Linked DNA regions of Homo sapiens: all the other regions are linked to region 3. A link is an interaction called in ENCODE POLR2A ChIA-PET data of the cell type or tissue named here. Cell type or tissue: OCI-LY7. All regions are shown on one strand. Each heading gives the region's core, and the rest is flanking DNA. Links, peaks and the distances in the headings are about the cores only. Region 1 overlaps TSHZ2 (teashirt zinc finger homeobox 2). Region 2 overlaps LOC105372666 (a long non-coding RNA gene). Region 3 has its middle 20 kb from the start of ZNF217-AS1.

Evidence for each region. ChIA-PET counts read pairs that join two places held together with the same protein. Peaks named below come from ENCODE experiments on the same cell type or tissue, not always from the same donor. Only the 100,000 strongest peaks of a DNase experiment are listed, where the experiment ranks them.
Region 1: POLR2A ChIA-PET joins it to region 3 with 5 read pairs; 3 of 35 experiments call an interaction of 5 or more read pairs at or near these places.
Region 2: POLR2A ChIA-PET joins it to region 3 with 8 read pairs; 1 of 35 experiments calls an interaction of 5 or more read pairs at or near these places.

What each region holds. Positions count from the first base shown.
Region 1 is chr20:53,149,206-53,156,364 of GRCh38, forward strand. The region is part of intron 1 of TSHZ2 (teashirt zinc finger homeobox 2); the gene reads left to right. Among named protein-coding and RNA genes, the nearest start is that of TSHZ2, 180 kb to the left of the region's middle. RefSeq lists a silencer at 11-211. In OCI-LY7, for the core only: no CTCF peak of the experiment used is centred there; no DNase peak of the experiment used is centred there.
Region 2 is chr20:52,337,094-52,344,252 of GRCh38, forward strand. It overlaps LOC105372666 (a long non-coding RNA gene), which reads left to right. Exons shown (of 17, transcript XR_007067652.1): 4 at 3,397-3,559. Among named protein-coding and RNA genes, the nearest start is that of ZFP64, 150 kb to the left of the region's middle. In OCI-LY7, for the core only: a CTCF peak has its summit at 5,980; no DNase peak of the experiment used is centred there; H3K4me3 peaks cover 361 bases.
Region 3 is chr20:53,529,171-53,536,329 of GRCh38, forward strand. No RefSeq gene overlaps it. Among named protein-coding and RNA genes, the nearest start is that of ZNF217-AS1, 20 kb to the right of the region's middle. RefSeq lists a silencer at 6,076-6,376. In OCI-LY7, for the core only: no CTCF peak of the experiment used is centred there; DNase peaks (open chromatin) are centred at 3,701 and 3,941; H3K27ac peaks cover 908 bases.

The DNA of each region.
Region 1 (7,159 bases), core at 1,566-5,565, 380 kb before region 3:
TCCTCTGCTGGTGAGCCATACATCACTGACATCCCTGTCTGTGCTGCTTGTCTGTGACAGAATGACAGGTGTCATTTGTCACTGGGGCTTGCGGAAGCTGTGGGAAGAGGGATTGAAATTTTTTTTCTGGAAGGGCTCAGTGTCTGCCAGATCATTAAAAAGGGGGCTTTCCAAAGAAAGCTGTGTGTAATGTGATTGCACTTACTGTCAACGATAGGCTAAAAGAAAGAGAGAACATCAAAAGGGAGTGAGAGAAAGAGGGGGAGGAAAGAGAGGAGGAGTTTCTGCCAGGGGCATTTAAAGTTCTTGAGCTGCCAATGCAAGGATCTGCTTTAGTTCAGTTCTAGTGTGTGCATGCTAAATAAGTCCTTCAGAGATTTCCGCTCAGCTCATGGTGCCAATGAGGAGACCGTAACAGGAAACCTCTTTAATAGCACTTCTTCTCATCACATATTATGTAGGGCATGGAGACAGACTTGGTACTATACAGGGCATGACTTGCAGTCCAATCATTGAAGAGCTGAGGCAGGAAAACCTATTTGAACAAAAGCAGAGGGTCCCAATAAATCACGAGGCAAAACTGAGACCTGCTGGCAGGCTCCTTCTCCAAAGAGACATTTACAGCATCCTGTTTGCATAAGCACGCTCGGAAAATGCCCAAGAATATCTCCTTGCAGCTTCTCTCCTCTTGGCATGAAGTCCGTCACCAAATGGATCTCCAGGGATCAGGGAATAGAGTCTGCTTATCATTTCATTGCAAAGGGGAAGTGTTCCTTATTCTACTCCCTGTGCCATTAAAGTAATAAAAAGAAGTTAACACTTTCATAGTTCTGCCTATGTGCCGGACACTGCGGTAAATGTTTTACTTATACACCTCACTGTAATCTTCATAGCAATCCTATGAGATCGCTATTTCTGTTTTGGGGATGGTGTCATTGAAGCACAGAGAGGTTAAGTAACTTATCCAAGGTTGCACACTTCTTGGCAAAGCTGGGATTCAAATCTGGATAGTTGGGGTCTGGAGTCTATGCTTTTAGCCTCTTATTGGGAGGGTGAATGATGAACACAGTGGGGAGGCCAGATGATTTTGATAACTTCCAGATTGCAAATCTAACCATGCTGATTTAGGAAATTAACAATTTAGTGATGATGCAAACCAGGGATCTGCAAACTACAGCCAGTGAGTCAAATCCCACCTGAAACCTGTTTTTATATAGCTGGCAAACTAGAAAGAATTTTCACATAAATGGTTGAAAAATTTTGTAAAAATCTGTTTTCTCTTTTGTTACATAAGTACCTGCACATATCCTCAATTTAGTCTCTTGTCTTGCAAAGCCTAAAATATTTACTAGCTGGTCCTTCACAGGGAGTGTTGGTGGCTTCTAATCTAAGGTAAAATCAACTACAGGAAAATAAAATAAAATAAAATAAAAGTTTTTTAAAAAAAAGAAGGAAAGAAAGAGAAAGAAGAAAGGAAAAAGGAAGGAAGGAGGAGAGGAAGGAAGGAAAGGAGGAAAAGAAAAAGAAGGAGGGAAGAAAGGAAGGAAGGAGAAGATCTTAAAAAGAGAAGAAAAGGAAGGGACTTCATTTAAAAGCAAATAAGAAAACTAAGATCCTCACCAGTGGAGCTCTGAGGCCAACAGAAACACTGAAATTGGGCTGGCTTAGGTATACTTACGTGGGAAGGCCATCCTTTCAAAATAAGTTTTCCTTGACTGCCTTTCCACAAAGCCTGCTGCTTGGAGAGACAAATTAGCTATTAGGTAATCTAGTTAATTGACAAGTGACTTAACTAATTACCCTAACATGCTTATTAAATGTTACCTTTCCCATTCTCAACACATTGTTAGAGCATCAATGTATTTAAGGCCTTATCATATCACGCTCTCTTGACAGCACATTCCTGTTAAAACAGAAGGTGCATGCAGTATGTTTTTTCTATCACTATTTTTCTCCCTCTGTGGTTAGAGTCATAAGAGATAGAATTGGGAGCTGGGTACATAACAAGCCCATCCCTATTAAGGAACAATGTCCTATTATACTGGTGCCTATTCGCTGAGATGGATCAAGAATGGACTAAGTAAAGAAATAATGCATAATATCAAGCCTCGGCTAATGGGTGTAGCTAAAGCTTAGAGAAAACTTACTTTGACTCTGGACTAGTCTTTCCTAGCTGGGAGGGCTAGTGTCTATATTTATACAAATCTACAAATTCCTCAACCAAAATTCTTTGAGGCAGATGTGTTTTACAGTTCAGAGTTTTCCAGATCTTAGAAAGAGAATATGGTACATATACCATGTAGTAGATAATATCTTCAGGAAGGAAGGTGAGGAATAGCATCTTGTATGTAAAAATATAAATATTTCTGCAATGAAGCATTAGGATTACTAAATGAGATTTTTTTAAGCTTTAAAAAGTTCAATAGATTTTTCTGCTACATGAATCACAGAAAATAAGTTTAAAAAAACTTTTGGTATTCAGAGCTTTTAGGATTTTGGGAATCAAAGATAAGGGATTGTGAACTAGGGTAAATGTTACTATCACCTCATGGCCTTTCTAATAACTACAGCCTTCAAGTTATTTTTAAATTTTATATTGGTCATAATTGATACATATGGATACCATTGGTGATTATTCTTTAGCATAATGTGAGATGAAGCATGATATATATCAAGATACATACAAAATAATATGTATGAATATATTTCATTATAATTAATGCCTTTATAAAATACTAAGCAATACAAGACGGTTGGAAGTAAATACAAAGATTCTCTTCTGTTTAGAACTGAACTCGAGGGCAAGGTTGCTGTAAAATGGGAAGCATCATCTGGTCCAAGGTTGACAAACTCTGATTTCTGCCAGAGCCACGCAGGTACCATGTACTAAAATCCTAAGATATACATTTTTCACATTACAACATCCCTGAAGTTAGGATGCATCCTCCATTCTTCATTGTACAATAGTTTGATTGGCAACATTTTTTTTTCACTTTCTTGACTGTGAAAGTAAAAAAGCATTAAGGAGCTTAGATCCAATCCACTGCAGTCTCAGAGGTGAGCCAGGGAACTCAGGTGACTTAGGAGCTTACACAGTTTCTACACAGGGCTCACTGGGGCTAACCCAAATTCTGACCCTGACCCTCACCCTAACTTTAACCCTGACCTTCACCCTAATCTTGACCCTAACCCTGACTCTCAGCCTAACCCTGACCTTTATCCTGACCCTGAGCTTGACCCTTATTCTAACCCTGACCCTAATCCTGACCCTGATTCTGAATGGCTGAATGGCTGTTGCTCTACTGGTTGTTGCCACACAGAAACACAGACCAGGGGTGGCCAATCAGATCTTTTGAGAGAAGCTAGAAATTCAGCCATGCAGTCTCACAAGATTTAACTGTTGTCATTTATTAACCCTATGTAGGACAACCAAGACAGGTCAGGTATCTAGATTGGATCTGGCCCTCCAACACCTAGAAAGATTTAATGAGTTGATTGACCAATATCACTCTGCTGAAATATGAAATTATGTCTGACACCTATGGTTTTATTTTTTGTCTGATTGGAATGACAGGTGAAATGATAAAAGCATAAGCCCAGAAACTCAGGGAACTACAGCAGAGAGGGAGAGATATTCAAGTAAACATAATTACATTTATAACATGGTGTGATGCTACCAGGGGCTTTGAGGACCCAGAGAAGAATTGCCTACCCCAGTCCTGTGCAGGCAGGAAAGAACACTCAGAGAAAGTGTTCAAAGCTGACAGAGGAATGAGTAGAGGGTGGTGTGGGAGAGAGGTTGATAGGGATATTCCAGGGAAAGGGAGCAGCATGTGCCCAGGTCCAGAATCCATCATGCCTCAGAATGCCTTTTCAAAAATGAAATCACCCATAACACAATCAGGACATCCTATGCAGCCGCATGGAACCAAAATCAGCTGACCTATTAGGAAGTTGATAAGAGAGAAAAGAATATCTGCTGTGACCATAGCCCCTGACACATCCTATAGCTCTGTAGCGAGGCAAGCATAAATGTCCCCAGCCTGGGATTCTATCAGAGCTCAAAGAGCAGGACTGTTCCTGCAGTGTGGCCAAAGCAGGCAGTGGCCTAGAGAGTGCTAGGCAAGAGGTCCCTGTCACCAGGTATTACTTCAAAAGTTGCATGTGCCACCCTGTCCCTCTCCTGCTTGGTCAAGGCTGTAGATGACCACATCAAATTGTATATTGGGATGTTACAGTTCTTGGACTGCAAGCAGGATCAACTGACTTGGTAACTTAAACAAAAAGGAAATTCCTTGCAGGGTTACCAGTAACTCACAGAATGGATGTGAAAGGTGGAGGACTAATCTTAGAAATGGTTCAATGTCAGAACAGACCCTGAGTCTAGAAAGTAGAAACTGCAGACCAGTTTGTTGAGGTCCCACCACTGGACTAAATGAATTGCTCTTCAAATTTCCTCATTTTCTTGTCTTCTATGGTCAAGATGCAAATTTCATGAAAAGAGTGTCCAGTTTGCCCAACTGGAGCCATTAGCTTTTGCTGCATTAAAAAACCATTCCAAAACTCAGCAGCTTAAAACAGGGACCACTTATTTAGTCCGTGGTCCTGCAGGTCAATAATTTTGGCTAGACTCAGCTGATGACTGGCTGGTCTTGCGTGGCCTTAGATAAGATGGTTCAGCTCCTCTCATAAGGTCTCTCATCCTCCAGCAGGCTAACCTAGGCTTGTTCCCATGGTGGTAGCAGAGTTGTAAGAGCAAAAGCCTGTAAGTCCTTGTGATCTAGTCTCAGAACTGTACTGTGCTTACTTCTATTGCATTCCATTGGACAAAGTAAGTCAAAAGGCCAGCCCAACTTAAGCAATGGAAAAATAAATGCTATCTTTTAACAGACAGAGCTTCGCAGTCACATGGCAAAATGTGTGCATACAAACAAGGCCAATTTACCAGCAATCAGTCATACTGGCTAGGGGACTAGAACAGGGGACTTGAAAAAGAGCTTTATCAGGCTACATCTAATGGGGAGTAAGTAGCAACTCCCCCAAAACTTTAGTTTTGTTAGGAAAGGGGAATGACCTAAGTGACCAAAAAAAATTTTTTTAAGAAGTAAATGTTTTTTTAACATTGCTCCTATGTATGATTCATTAGAAATAAGTGTCTTTTCCCATGAACAAAATTTGTTTCAGCAGTAAAATAAAAATAACAAATAATAAAATTAGGTCTCCCAGCTTCTCGTCAACTTCCTGGCATAGCAAGAACTGTGACCTTCCATGCACAACCACTGCGGGTGCCCTCTCTTGCCCAGTTGAAGGATCCAAACAGTGTGGCCCAGAGATTTTTGATTCAAAAATCAATTTCTGAAATATATGATGAAGTTCATCAATACTTTTCTTTCTGGACTACTCCAGCCCTCATTGACCACTCCTGTCTTTGAAATCTGAATGCACTGAAATCTAGAGGTAACTATGAGAGCTGGGCTTGAGTCACACACTTCCCGTATGATTCTGAGTCAGTGAACATCTCTAAAACCTCAAGGTTCTTATCTATAAAGTGAGTATAGAAGTGTAGCTCCCTCCAAATTTTGTGAGCTGTCACTGAGACAATCTATATAAAGCACATAGCATAGTATCTCCCGAATAATCAGCAACCAAAAACTATCCTTTGCTTATGCCATCATCATTATCATTATTGACATGCATTTAATTAGTTCTTCTGCCCCACTAGAAATTATGACATCTAAATATTACCTTCTGTATAAAAGATGCCTGTCACCTCGATGTAAGTTGAAAAAAAAATAGTTAATATGTGTGAGACTTTTGTTTCTTCTAAGACAGGTGTTTGAATATGCATTTTTTTTTTTTTTTTTTTTTTTAGTTTTGTCAGGAACTACATAAAGGTTAATCTCTTTTTCTGGCAAATATTTCCTGAGTGCTTCCATGAGGACTGCGTGGGTAGCTCACCTGTGATTCTGATCCGGAACTGGACCCTCCCTATGAAGTATTATTGTATCAATTGTTTGACCAGGCAGGGAACACCTGACCTACCCCAGTAGGTAATAGGGGAAGAGTTTAATAAAAAGACAATGAAAAGGTAGGAGTGGTGTTTAAGAAACCAAGAAGGGATAGTTCAGTGACCTGAGACTGGTGTCAGAAAGGAACCTTTGGTAGACGAACATAGGACTCATGGTAACCTGGTCAAAAGGAACCCGTGGGATATATATTCCCGCCTTTCCTCCTCCCACCTGCCCATCCCCTTTGGGCAAACTCCAGGGGTAGCCAGAGGACAGAGGATCTCATTGAGGGGATATATCAGGGACAGTCTCCCAGGGCACAGGTCTGGGAAGGAGGGTGCAGAATTAATGTACAGGGCAAGCAGAAGATACCCGGGACAGATCACTGAAGATTGAGGGAAAACTCAATGCACAATATCTTCCCACTTTGGGAAGACCCACTCTGAAAATGACTTCACTTTTTAGGACCTGGGCCCAGGAAAAATTACAAAAGGTTTTAAAACCCCGCTTACTAGGGAATTTTGCACATTTCATTTCAGGAGATGGGTTACCTGGTAGATCTCAATGTTGTGATAGACTCTACATTGGCCTCAAAAGACAATTAAGACATGATCCTGTTTTAAGTTAATGAGAAAACATTCCATCACTGGCTGTCTGGGTCACAAACTTGTAGCCTACAAGACAATACCACCCCTGGATGTTTCTCTAATATTTTTTAAAACTTTAATTAGGTATTGGCTAATTAAATATAAGGAGGTTTTACATATGTCTCTAAATGCCTGTTTCTTTTCAGAAGTTAGAAACCTGACCCCAAGAGTCTCATTTTCTCCTGGGAACAAGGGGCTGCAGCTGAGAGTGTGCAAGCTCTCCAGCTTGCCACAGTCCTCACCATTCTCTGTTGTCTCTAATTAGCCAGACCCACGTATCCTTTACCATTTTTATTGTTCTTGCACTCTAAATTTCATCATGGTAATGTTTCTTTTTACCCATATCTCTATCAGCAATGGGCCAAAAAAGCTAGTTGAAGAGGGTCAGTGAATTTTAAGCAAAATTTAAGAAAACATATGTCTCTGTGGAAGAAAAGAATCTTCCTACACTTATATACACAAAATGATGGTGTCTGCCTGGAAGGATGGCAACTCAGTGGGCCT
Region 2 (7,159 bases), core at 2,094-6,093, 1.2 Mb before region 3:
AGTCATTATTTGTGGGGCCACGTGCAGCGGCTCATGCCTGTAATCCCAGCACTTTGGGAGGTCAAGGCGAGTGGATCATCTGAGGTCGGGAGTTTGAGACCAGCCTGACCGACATGGTGAAACCCCGTCTCTACTAAAAATACAAAAAAATTAGCCGGGTGGTGGTGGACGCCTGTAATCCCAGCTACTCAGCAGGCTGAGGTAGGAGAATCGCTTGAACCCAGGAGGCAGAGGCTTCAGTGAGCCAAGATCGTGCCATTGCACTCCAGCCTGGGTGACGAGCAAAATTCCATCTCAAAAAAAAAAAGAAAAAAGAAAAAAAGAAAATGATTTAGGGCTGCTTTTCATTGAAAAAAGAAAAGCCTTATGGAGGACTCTCATACCCTTACTAACTGCTTAAGTAATTCTTTCTTAACTCCTATATCATATGTTATGTGTTCTAACCACAAGGGAGTCCAGGAAAGTGAGAATAAAACCTCTACAGTGACAGTTTTTCTCTGACCCCACTGCATTACTTAAAGGGGTCAGGTCCTTAACAGGGGGCTGTGTTGGTTGGTTGGTTGGGTTTCTCCCAAAAGCAGATCATGTGTCAAGGCTTTGGGTATAGGGAGCGTGTTGGAAGATGATCCCAGAAAGCACTGAATGGAGGAGTGGGCAAAATGAGACACAAAAGGAAGGAAAGTCAATGAAAGATGCATTAGTGAGTGGCTTTCCGTTGTGGGCATCCGGGGCTCCATTCCACTGAGGAGCCTCTGAAGCATCATGTAGGACTCACTTCAGAACTGACCCACTGGCTTTTTAGTGGGAAAGCTAGAATATGTATCCTCCAACTCTCATTCTTCATTGGTTGAGGTTTGTTCATAGAGGCCTTACATCCCCGGCCGAGCAAGCTCGGCACCAGAGGAGCCCCTGGTTAGAGAAAGAGTCATGAAAGCTGGAGGTGGGAAGCGTCAGTGTGGGTGGAGAATGTCCACGTTGATTCCTGGAAAATGTGGAGGTGGGCCACGAGAATCAGGGGTGGGCATCACCAGTGTCTGCTACAAGGGGTTCATATACTGGGTAACCGAAAATGAGAAGCTGAGAGGATCTCAAAAGAAGACAGAAAATAAATAAGTGAATAAAAAATAGAGTAAACACAAGTATGGCTTAGTGATTGATTGCTGAACAAATGCCTTCTGGATATATCAGCTCTCTAATGAAGAATGCAAAAAAGTACTGATGGTAGGATCAATATTGTTAGAATCTCCTAATTTGTTTACTATTGATAGATACCAGCTAATATGATGGCACTAGACACAATATTTGTTTTATATTTATCAGCTAGTGGGAATATATTTCTATATGCCAATTTTTTTGAGTACTGCTGATGAGTACACACGACATCGTGACTGCACCATTAGGTTTGATGAATCCATATAATTGCTGCACAAATATTTTGAATTTAATTGCATGTAATATAGTTAACACTCGGTTATGAGTGCCAATAAGGGAAGCAGTGACATGGATAATTCGAAACAGTGGAAAACCCAAAATCGTTTATGTAAAACTTCTTTGGCCCATTTTTGACTCAGGGCTACAGATTCACCTTTCTAATTATATTTTGTTTAGGCTAGTAATAAGAATTATTTTCATTTGGTAAAACATGGGCTGATGGAAGAAGAAAGTTGTTGAAATGTGTTCTGCTTGTTGGTAGAAGCTGGCATTAGAAGTTTTCAAGAGATAGCCACATTTAGGTAATTGAGAGTTTACTGGCTCAAATCTCATTAAAGTCAGATGATTTCTCCTCATTGTTCACGTATGTTAAGTACCAGGCACTGTATTAAGTTCTTTACACAGATGATCTCATTCTTTCCTTACAGCCGCCATAATTAGGGGATGTTTTGTAGTGGAAAAGAATGATACTTCTAGAATCAAGTTGTGTTTCTGCCAAGTTATTAGTTATGTGAAATTGGTCAAGTTACTAAATCAGATGAGGTTTTTCATCTGCCAATAATAGTAGTGGTAAGCCATAAAGTTGCTGACAGCCCACGGTGACTAAATAAGAGAATCTATCTAAAGCACAGTGACTGGCTTATGATGTCCAGTTCCATTACAGACTGGGTTAGTCTCAAAGTTGGTGTTCTGCTTATCCTCAGCCTGTGCTCTCAGTGAGCCCTCTGGAACAGTGCTCCTTAAGCTTTTAAATGCATCCAGATCACCTGGGGACCTTGTTGAAAAGAAACTCTGATTTAGTAAGTCTGGAACAGGACCTGAGATTCTGCATTCCTAATAAGCTCTGGGAGGGTGCTCATGGTACTGACTTGTGGAGCACTCATGGAGTGGTGAGGCACTGGATAATTTTGGTCAAACATTTTAATTTCACTTTAGTTTTCTTTGTATCCACAGCAGGTTCAGAGAAGAAGCAAGGCTTTCTGTCTGCTTTTCTTTGCCATGCAAGGTCCAACTCAGGTGCCAGACTTCCAGGAAATCTTCCTCATCTCTCAGATCCCTTGAATGTCCCTTTCCCACATTTCTAGTACAGAAGTTTTTCTAGTACTAGAAGTTTTCAGCAAATAGCCACATTTGGGTAGCTGAGAGTTTACTGGCTGAAATCTCATTAAAGTCTGTCAGGTACTTTCTCCTCGTTGTTCCTGTATATTCAGTACCAGGTACTATATTAAGTTCCTTACAAAGATGATCTCATTCCTTCCTCACAGCCACCATAATTAGATAGCTACCTGCTGGGAAGCATTACTGGGAAGTAGCTATGAATACAGACCCTGGGGTTATGCAGACTTGGGTTTCAATTGAATCTCTGCTGCTTACTAATTCTGTGACTTTGGACCTGTGGACCAATAACTTCTCTGAACTTCAGTTTCCTCATCTGTCAAATGGGCCTGATAATAAAAGCCACACAATGGGGTCATTGTAAGACTCAGACGGGTGCTTAGTGTAAAAAGTCTTAGCCCTATGGCTGGTACCCAGCAAGTGAACTGAGAGGTTCACAGGGTTGTAAGCAAAGTGAGGATGGGCACTTACATGTTTTGTCTGTCATTTTGCCAGTTCATGTAATCCAAATATGGCCGCTTCTCTCTTCTTTCCCAGAAACTCACTTTCCCAGTCTCCCTTTCAGCTAGGGACAGCCATGTGACCAGTTCTGGCCAGTGAGATGTGAGTCCCACTGTTCCAGGGACTTCTGGGAAAAAAATCTACGACCTGGGAAAGGAAAGAGCCAGTTGAGGAAAAGCCCTTTGTCCCTTCTTTGTTTATATCTCCAACTTCCCGATTTTTCCTGTGGCTGTGATGGCCAGGATGTGGCAGCCCTCTGGTTATAACAGTGTCACAAATCCTTCATTGAGGCTGCCTTGCAACCCAAGCTCTGCCTCTCTCCAATCCTCTCTTTCCCTCCCTTCATAGGTGCAGATGCTGAGAGCACTTTCTAGTCAAGTCCTGCATGTTCATTTCTGTCTCAAGTCAGCTTCTCTGAGAATCCAATTTATAAAAATATATTTGTGAATGTATAAGTAAAGTGACTTGGATTTTGTCTACGTACAAGGACTTCTATGCCTGCATAAAACAGGTAATATTTATCTTTCGTTGTTGCTGTTTCTGGTGTCTAAATCCCCTTCTAATAGTTGGAAGAAATTTTCCTGCCTCTTAATATAGAGTCAGATTCTTTTTTTTTTTTTTTTTTTTTTTTTAACTCTGTCGCCTAGGCTGGAGTGCAGTGGCGCGATCTCGGCTCACTGCAAGCTCCGCCTCCCAGGTTCACGCCATTCTCCTGCCTCAGCCTCCCCTAGTAGCTGGGACTACAGGCCCCCGGCACCACACCCGGCTAATTTTTTGTATTTTTAGTAGAGACAGGGTTTCTACTGACCTCGTGATCTGCCCGCCTCGGCCTCCTAAAGTGCTGGGATTACAGGCGTGAGCCACCGCGCCCACCTAGAGTCCCATTCTTTAATTCAAGACCGAGTAGCCAGTGCTGGTTAAGAAGTAGTGGGAGAGGTTGTGTTTTCGCGATGCTGCAGCTGCACTGAGGTCTTTGGGGGCAGCAGTGCCAACTGCAGCAGGGATCGTTTACAGGAGCAGCCTCTCTCCAGGGCCTGCAGGCTGCAGGGTTGGGGGTGCTGGCCGGACAAGCTGCAGCTTCCAGTGCTCTCCATGGGGGACACAGCACATCCCCACCAGACTAGGCTGTAATGTGCTTTTCCTGTGGTTAGGGATGGAAAGCCATCTTTTGTGCAGCTCTCTGTCCGTGCCTTGTTCTCTAGCCTTCCTAAATGATTCCGAGTGCAGTCAGTTTTTCTTATTTGCATCACAGAACCATGTCTGCGGCCTACTATGTAATACTATTTAATTTGTATCTGTGGACATTTAAAGTCTTGATATATTTTCTGTATCATTATTGATAACAATGGTAAGTATCATTTGAGGATTTATAGGTCACAGAATGCCTACGTATGCATTACTTGATTTATTCCTCATATAACACTGTAGGTTAATATATTTGTTTTAACCCTTATTTTGTAAGTTAGCATCTGAGAGGTGGAATAACCTGCCTAAGCTGACTCAGTAAATGGCAGAACTGGACTGGAACCTACGCTTTCTTTCTTTCTTTTTTTTCTTTTTTTGAGATGGAGTCTTGCTGTGTCACCCAGGCCCGAGTGAGTGGTGTGATCTCAGCTCACTGCACCCTCCGCCTCCCGGGTTCAAGCAGTTCTGCCTCAATCTCCTGGTAGCTGGGACTACAGGCGCATGCCACCACGCCCGGCTAATTTTTTGTATTTTTAGTAGAGATGGGGTTTCACCATATTGGCCAGGCTGATCTCGAACTGCTAACCTCGTGATCCGCCCGCCTTGGCCTCTCAAAGTGCTGGGATTCCAGGTGTGAACCTACACGCCCGGCCGGAACCTAAGCTTTCTATTTAATTTTTTAAACATTGAAATCTTTTGGAAGCAAATACTATGTTAACCAAAAATCTGAACATCTCACCTTATTGAATAATGGAGATGATTTAAGTAAAACTTTAAGTCACAAAATAAAAATATCTTTTTCTTAATTCAAACAATACAGAATAATAGAAGATGGAAAAGTAACCAGAAGAAACAAATGCTAACACTTTCTTTTGCATTTTTATAGAAATTTTTGAAATACACATACTTAAGCAGGTTGAAGTATAGTGTTTTTTAAATACAAATCAAGCGATATTATACATAATGTTCTTTAACTTGCTTTTTTATCTTGCATTCAGTGAAATATCTCAGACATCTTGTCAATATTGTTGTAAATAGCTTTGCTTAATTCTAACTGGCATTCATTATTTTGTGCTTATATTTTAATCTAAATGGTCAGTCTTCTATTGATGTATGTTGTCTTAAGTACTGGTTTCCTGGAACCATTGCCTGAGATGGGCATTTTTATAAACGTGATTTATCAAGGGAGTGGATGAAGCAGGAGAGGACAGAGGAAGAATCCTGGCAATCCTCTTGTCCTCTTGAGATGATGCTGTGGCTTGAGCTCTTAGCAGCCAACCCTCACTGCTATTTAAGGGGAGGAATGCCAATTCATTAAAGAGATCTTGGTGGGACACCATCAGCACCAGCTACATGTATTTAGATGGTTTCCAGTTTTCTATATTAATCATTTTGGGATGAACATTCTCATACTATTCATGTCTTTGTGTGCTGTGAAAAATTCTTAGATGTGATAATTCTAAACTGAAGGATGTGGTAGCAATGCCAGATACTCATACAATGTCCAGTGTTCTTTCCTCCTTACTGACACAACAACAATTTGTTGGCTGTGTCAACATGCCTAGTTTTAAAAATTATACTTCCCAGCCTTCTTTGATGTTAGAGACATAGTTTTGACCAATAAAAGTGAAGTAATTGGCTATAGCTTCCAGGAAGGCTCCAGGTGGGGTAGGAGGCAGTGGCAGTCACACTCATCTGGGACATATTCTTTATGCACTTCACCCTCAGCTTTTTCTTGCCCAGAACGGGGATGTGATACTGAAGGGGGCGCAGCCACCTTGTGATTGTGAGGTGACAGGTCCTCAGCTGTCTAAGCAAGAGACATTATGGAACATTCTATGAGCTGTTTAGCATGCTGGACTTCCTAATGACGGCTTCTATTTATGTGAGGGGGAAGATGCCTTATTAATTTCAGATTCTAATGGATATGGAGTATGTGCATTTAAATGTTGGTACACACAGTGGAGTAGGATTTCATGGGACATTAGGCTCCAAAGCAGGGTCTCTCAACCTCAGCATGGTTGATATTTGGGGCTGGAGAATTCTTGGTTTTGGTGGGCTTTCCTGTGCATTGTAGGGTGTTTAGAGAACTCCTGGTCTTTACCCACTAGATGCCATTATCACCACCCCTTCCCAGTTGTGACAAGCATGTCTCCAGACATGACTGAATGTCTCTTGGTTGAGAGCTACTGCTGCAAAATCAGCATGCAAGGCAACCATTACATGTAGTCAAAAATACACCAGAAGATCTATTAAAATCATTGATAAAATACAGGATTCATTCATTCCTTCAGAAATATTTCCTGAAGGGCAGCTATGTGTTATGTGCTGTTTTTGGTGCTAAAGTTGGAACAGTATGCAAGGCACACAGGAAATAAGATACCTGCTCCCCCTGGAGTTTATGTTCGACCAGGAGAAAACAAACTATATATATACACACACACACTATAAATACACACACACACACACACACACACACACACACACACACACACACAACTGATACAGAGTACGTTTTGTATTCCTGGGCATTTAAGATCTTCATGTATATTTTTATCATTACCAATAATAACAGTAAGTAATGATTTAGAGCAGGGATCTGTATGCTACATATAGCCCGTGGCGAAATCTGGCCCACCACTTGATAAAGTTTTATTGGCACACAGCCATGTCCGTTCATGAAGTATTGTCTATGGCTTCTTCCATGCTGCAGTGGTGACAGTGGCTGAATTTAGTTGTAAAAGAGACCCTACGACTCATAAGACCTAAAATATTTACTATCTGGCCCTTTGCAGAAGACATTTGCTGACCCCTGGCTTAGAGATTTATAGTTCATAGAATAAGTATACTTGCATTATCTTGTTTGTTCCTCGAAGTAATCCTCTGATATAGTTGTTTTCCCTCTTGTATTATGGGTCAGAGTCTG
Region 3 (7,159 bases), core at 1,375-5,374:
TAACCTCATCTCCAGATTCTGACCTTAATCACATGTACAAAGCCTCTCCTTCCAAATAAGGTCATATTCTGAGGTTTCAGATGGACAAATTGTTTTTGGGGGAGACATAATTCAACTCACCACATCCTATTACCTCAGCCTTTGGTCCTCCAGGCCACTGTGCCCATGGAATATGTCATCTCAGTCCTTCCAGGGTTTGTAGCACAGTCCTGCAACCTTCAGCATGGAAGTGGGGTGAGGGTGGGAGAATCTGGTCCTCAGCTATCAGTCCACCCAGAAAAACACCACGGCGGCCCTTGTCCTTGTCTACATAGCCCCTCTAGAGTTTCCATGCAACAAAGAACCATTGTTGGCTGGGCGTGGTGGCTCATGACTGTAATCTCAGCACTTTGGGAAGCCGAGGCGGGCAGATCACTTGAGGTAGGGAGTTCAAGACTGGCCTGGCCTGGCCAACATGGTGAAATCCCATCTCTACTAAAAATACAAAAATTAGCCAGGCGTGGTGGCACACAGCTGTAATTTCGGTTACTCAGGAGGCTGAGGCAGGAGAATAGCTTGAGCCCAGGAGGCAGAGGTTGCAGTGAGCTAAGATCATACCACTGCACTCCAGCCTAGGCAACAGAGAGAGACTCTGAAAAAAAACAAAAAACAAAAAAAAAAAAACGTTGTTATGGGACTATAGCATTGCACAACTTCAGAGGGCACCATTTCCCAGTGGCCGTGACATGCACAACTGCAGAGTCAGATGCAGCAGCCCCTGTAGGCAAGAATCTTTCAGGACTGCCTCCGAGGACAGGTGACTTAAGTTTAAATCCCCACTTGGGCACTTCCTAGCTGTGCAATTTAGGGTAACATACTTAACCTCTCTCTGTAGAGTATCCTTATCTTAAAAAAAGGGATAGGCCCTGAGGAGGTGAGAAAAACAATTACAATATTGAAGACAAGGATAATAGTAATAGTGACTTCATAGGATTATTGTAAGGGTGGAATGAATTGGTGTCTTCGTGGCACACAGCAAATGCTCTAAGTGTGTGTGTCTATTGTGATTGTTATGATCTGAGCTGCACACACCAGAGCACATGGATTGGAATTTTACAACAGAGTTTTTTTGTCCCACCTGCATTTTTTAAATTTTAATGTAATGTATTTATAAAGAGAGATTTACATAATAATCCAAATTTCTAACCTCTCTAAAAAAAAAAAAAAAAAAAAAAACCTGAAAACTTGGTGATATGGTTTGGCTGTGTCCCCACCCATATCAAATTGTATCCTCCCATAATTCCCCTGTGTTGTGGGAGGGACCCAGTGGGAGATAATTGAATCATGGGGCAGTTTCCCCATACTGTTCTCTTGGTAGTGAGTAAATCTCAAGAGGTCTGATGATTTTATAAGGGGTTTCCTCTTTCACTTGGCTCTCATTCTCCTCTTTTGTCTGCCACCATGTGAGACGTGCCTGTTACCTTCCGCCATGATTGTGAGGCCTCCCCAGTCACATGGAGCTATGAGTTCATTAAACCTCTTCTGCAAATTGCCCAGTCTCTGGTATGTCTATCAGCAGCATGAAAATGGACTAATACAGAGGGCAATATTGCATTTGCATTGCCATATGGCTGTCATCAGTGACAGCTAAGTAGCCATAACTCCCATGAAATGGGTTGAAGTCTCCTCATACCCCTCCCAATTCTGTATGCACACACACACACACACACACACACACACACACACACACACACACACACACCCCTGAGCCCCCCTCTGGCCTGCAGTTACCTGAATAAGCCCTGGTGAGGCTGGAATTTGCCATCTCTGCTCTCCTCCAATCCTTTCATTTTCACAGCAAGGAAACTGACACCCAGAGAGGTTGTGTGACCCACCCCAAGTCACACAGCAAGTTGCAACGAAACTGAGACTGAGCTCAGGCCTCTTGGCTCCCAGCTTCTTTGTCATCACTAAGATATTTCTAAATGTAGGATGACCCTGCTTGATGTTTCAAGATGATAGAAATAAAAAAGTTGAAGGCTGGGCAGGGGGCTCACACCTGTAATCCCAGCACTTTGGGAGGCTGAGGGGGGTGGATCACTTGAGGTCAGGAGTTCCAGACCAGCCTGGCCAACATGGTGAAACCTTGTCTCTACTAAAAATATAAAAATTAGCCAGGCGTGGTGGCGCACACCTGTAGCCCCAGCTACTCAGGAGACTGAGGTGGGAGAATCGCTTGAACCTGGGAGATGGAGATTGCAGTGGCAGACATCATGCCATTGCACTCCAGCCTGGGCGAGGGAGTGAGACTCCATCTCAAAAAAAAAAAAAGTTGGATATCCCTCTTCTTATTTTACAAATAATGCTAAGTATTCTGTCTTGGCATAAAGAGGAAACCTTAGAGAGCTACCTCCCAGACCAGAGTTTCTCAAGTCGGAATGAATTTGCCCTCCTGGTGTCTGAAGACACGTTTGGTTGTCACTATTTGGGGGGTGCTACTGGCATCTGGAAGGCAAAAGCCACAGATGCCACTGAACACCCTACAATGCACAGGACAGCCCCCACAACAGAGAACTATCCAGCCCAAAACATCAATAGTGTCAAGATTGAGAAACCCCGCCAAGATCCTTGCTTCTCAAAGTGTGGTCCCTGGGTCAGCAGCGCCAGCAACACCTGGAAGCTTGTGAGAAATGGGAAATCTTGGGCCCACCCAGACCTAGACAATCAGAAACAATTTTAATAACATCCCAGGTGATTCACTGGCACATTAGATTGCAAGAAGCATGCTTTATATATACTCATTGGCACATCAGGTTGCAAGAACCAGTGTTTCTCAACCTTGACTGTAAAATAGCATTTCCTGGGAGGGAGAGGGGGTGGTGGCTGAAAATCCTAATGCCCAGGGCACCCTTTGGAGCAATTACATTAGACTCTCTGGGAGTGGAAACCAAATATCCCTTTTTTTTTTTTTTTTTGAGATGGAGTCTCGCTCTGTCGCCCAGGCTGGAGTGCAGTGGCACGATCTCACCTCACTGCAACCTCTGCCACCAGGGTTCCAGCTATTCTCCTGCCTTAGCCTCCTGAGTAGCTGGGATTACAGGCAGCATGCACCTGTAGTCCCAGCTACTCAGGAGGCTGAGGTGGGAGGATTGTTTGAGCCCAGCAGTTTGAGACTAGCCTGGGCAACATAGTGATATCCCTGTCTCAAAAATACACATTAAAAAAAAAACTTTAACTGCATAAAATGGATATTATCACGAGCAAAATCAATTACATGTATACAAAGGTATTAATGTATTTATAAAAACAAATCTGAGGTATCATACCCTATGTGCTTCTTTATTAATGCATTTAATAACAAAATTCAGAGCAGGGTTTAATAACCACGATAATTCCAAAGTCATGACAAGGTGAGTAATATTTCCAGATATCCACGGCTGCTGGAATGCTATGGGAAAAGATCCGTGGCTTCAAATGGTGGCAAAGTGGCAGGTACTTGTGCCACTGCATGGTGTGTTGCCAACTTTCACAATCAAGGAAATGCTAAGTTAGAGTTAGAACTTAGAGAAAGTAACTGTTTGTAGACTTTCCCATGCAAGGTCACAGACCTCCTGAATTCTATCCCTGAAATCCCTGGCTCTGGTAAAGGGAGACAGACAAGCTGATGATAATACAGTGTGATTAAGGGCTAAGATTAGGGGAAGTAATACAAAAAGGGGAACTGCAGTTCCCCTTTTTAAATATGTCTGCAGGCTGGGTATGGTGGCTCATGCCTGTAATCCCAGCATTTTGGGAGGCCGAGGCAGGCAGATCACGAGTTCAGGAGATGGAGACCATCCTGGTTAACACAGTGAAACCCTGTCTCTACTAGAAATATAACAAATTAGCTGGGCATGGTGGCACACACCTGTAGTCTCAGCTACTCGTGAGGCTGAGGCAGGAGAATCAACGTGAACCCAGGTGGCGGAAGTTGCAGTGAGCCAAGATCACACCACTCCACTCCAGCATGGGTGACAGAGTGAGTCTCTGTCTCAAAAAAAAAAAAAAAATCTGCAAATTTTTAGCCAGACGCAGTGGTTCAAACCTGTAATCCCAGCACTTTGGGAGGCCAAGGAGGGAGAATTGCTTCACCCCAGGAGTTTGAGACCAGCCTGGGCAAGATAGCAAGACCCTGTCTCTGCAAAAAAATTTTTAAAAATTAGCCAGGTATGGTGGCACGCATCTGTGGTCTCAGCTACTTGGCAGGCTGAAGCACGAGGATCACTTGAGCCTGGGAGGTCACGGCTGCAGTGAGCTGTGATCACGCCACTGCACTCCAGGCAGGACAACAGAGTGAGACTCTATCTCAAAAATAAATAAATAAAATTGCAAAATTGCAAATTTTCTGCAAATTTTTGATGCTCCTCTCAAGAGGCAGAATGTAAGTCCTCACTAACCCACCTCCCCTGAATGTGCAAGACTTAGTGCTCATTTCTTTTTTTTCTTCTTCCTTCCTTCCTCCCTCCCTCTCTCTTTCTCTCTCTCCTTTTCTTTCTTTTCTTTCTTTCTTTTTCTCTTTCTCTCTCTCTCTTTCTCCTTCCTTCCTTCCCTTCCTCCCTCCTTCCCTCCTTCCTTCCTTCCTTTCCTTTCCTTCTTTCTTTCTGACAGAGTCTCACTGTGTCACCAAGGCTAGAGTAGAGTGGCGTGATCTTGGCTCACTACAACCTCCACATCCCAGGTTCAAGCAATTCTCCTTCCTTAGCCTCCCAAGTAGATGGGATTACAGGTGTGTGCAACCATGCCCAGCTAATTTTTGTATTTTTAGTAGAGACGGGGTTTTGCCATGGTTGGCCAGGCTGGTCTCAAACTCCTGACCTCAAGCAATCCACCCACCTTGGCCTCCCAAAGTGCTGGGATTATATGTGTGAGCCACCACGCCCGGCATGGCTCATTTGTCATAACTAGAATACAGCAGAAGTGACATTGCATGACTTCCAAGGCCAGGCCATAAAAGACAATCCGGACATCAAGTGTCAGAAACATGAAAGGGAAGTCTTCGAAATGACTCCAACCTGGGTCATCGTCTAACTAGGGCTGCAAGAACCACCCCGCTGAGCCCTGCCAGCCCCCGAATCATGAGATACAGTAACAACAAACTATTATTATTGTTTTATGTCAAACCCAGACTAGAGAGTGGGAAAAAAATGTTCCTAGAAGAGCTGGTGTTGAGCTAAGACTGAAGAATGAGTATGAGGTGGCCAAGCCAGGGCAAGAAGAATACCTTATGCAATTCATGTCAATTCAAGAGGACAATTTTTGTAGCCAGCTGCCCTAGATTTCACAGAATGCCCACATTGCAGACCTCCATGAACCCCAAAACACTTGAGAGATGCAAATATTTCGGTGTCCAATTTAAATTTCCCACACTGCTTCTTGGACTCAACTGCTATATAGATTTCTTTTGTCTGATCTTGTGCACCAATTTTGGGTTTGGAAATATGGTCATGCCCCAAATCACGGAAACAATCTTCCCTTCTACGTCTGAAGAATCCTAGGCTTCAGTGATCATGAAAGACATCGCCATCATCTCCTCCTTTTACTACATAATCAAGCATGAAATAAAAGACCTGTTAAAAAAAATAAATAAATATGGGGGGTCACCATATCCCCATTGTGTGATCTGAAGGATCCCCAGTGGGTCCCTACTTTCACCCATCAACATTCGCCAACCTCCAATTTTCTCATCCTCTCTGTTGTCTGATATTCTACTATCAACAATGCGTTTCTTAGAAGAAACTCTGCCCCTTTCCAAATCACATTTTTCTCTTTTAAATGCAAGTCCCCTGGGGAAAGAAAGAAATGACTGTGACATTTAGTGCTAACGGTGTAGTATAAATTTGGGTATATAATTTCTTTTCTACTGGAGAGAAGAGATTAAGAAACTTGACAGGATCCTTTGTAAGAAAGGGAATGAGATGAGAGGTACAAGTCTGGTGTTTTGGGTGGCTCCACATTTTTTCTCCTCTTCTCTTGATAACAGCATCCTGATTTCCTTTGGGAAACCACTACTCATTCTCAGTGAGTCTAGTTTGGCTGTGGCTGACTGCTCCATCCAGCTGCAAAGATGAGCAATCTGACCTGACCAATCAGAGTGCAGCATCTCCCTGGGTACAATGAGAGGTTCAGTGATTAGCACCTGACCCAAGCTAAGTCAATAAGAATCTTACCTGGGACTTTCAGAAGAACCACTGAGAAAGAAGTCAAAAAGGATTATTTTCTTTTTTTTTTTTTTTTTTTTTTGAGACAGAGTCTCTCTATGTCGCCCAGGCTGGAGTGCAATGGCACGATCTCGGCTCACTGCAACCTCTGCCTCCCGGCTTCAAGCGATTCTGCTGCCTCAGCCTCCCAAGTGACGGGGATTACAGGTGTGAGCCACTACGCCCAGCTAATTTTTGTATTTTTAGGAGAGACAGGGTTTTGCCATATTGGCCAGGTTGGTCTTGAACTCCTGACCTCAAGTTATCTATTTGCCTCAGCCTCTCAAAGTGCTGGGATTACAGGCGTGAGCCACTGCACCCGGCCAAATTATCTTATTTTCTGTCCAACTTCGCCCTCCAGCAAACTAGGAGTCATCAATTCATAATCAGGCACTGGTCAGATGAAAATGCTTTAGACACACAGGTAAACATGAGTTAGTGTCCAGTTAGTATAGACCAGGGATCTGAAAATTATAACCTTCCAGTCAAATCCGATGCCCCCACCCCCATGTTTTTGTGAATAAAGTTATGTATTTAGGTGCAATGGCTGATTTTGCACACAAGTAGCAAAGTTGAGTAGCTGCAACAGAGACCAGCAGGCCCACAAAGCCAAATATATCAACTATCAGTCCCTTTACCAAATAAGTTTGCCAACCCCTGGTGTCAAGCCGTGGAGAATGTGTGTCTGGAGATGTAGAATCTGGGACTCAGAAGGCTCTTGTTAGGTTAGAAACTTTCGTCCTGGCAATGTTACTTATAATGAGCATTCACCCTTCTTCCGTCCTTCTCTGCAGGGTTAGGTGTGTTTGATTGCATTTTCTGCCTGATTTGATTGCAGCCAACTCTTTGGCAGCATTGTCACTCTGAGGCTACAGAGGGGACTTTTCAGTTAAACTTTTAAAGTCTGCAGCCTATTACAAATCACAGTACTGCTAAACTGAGAC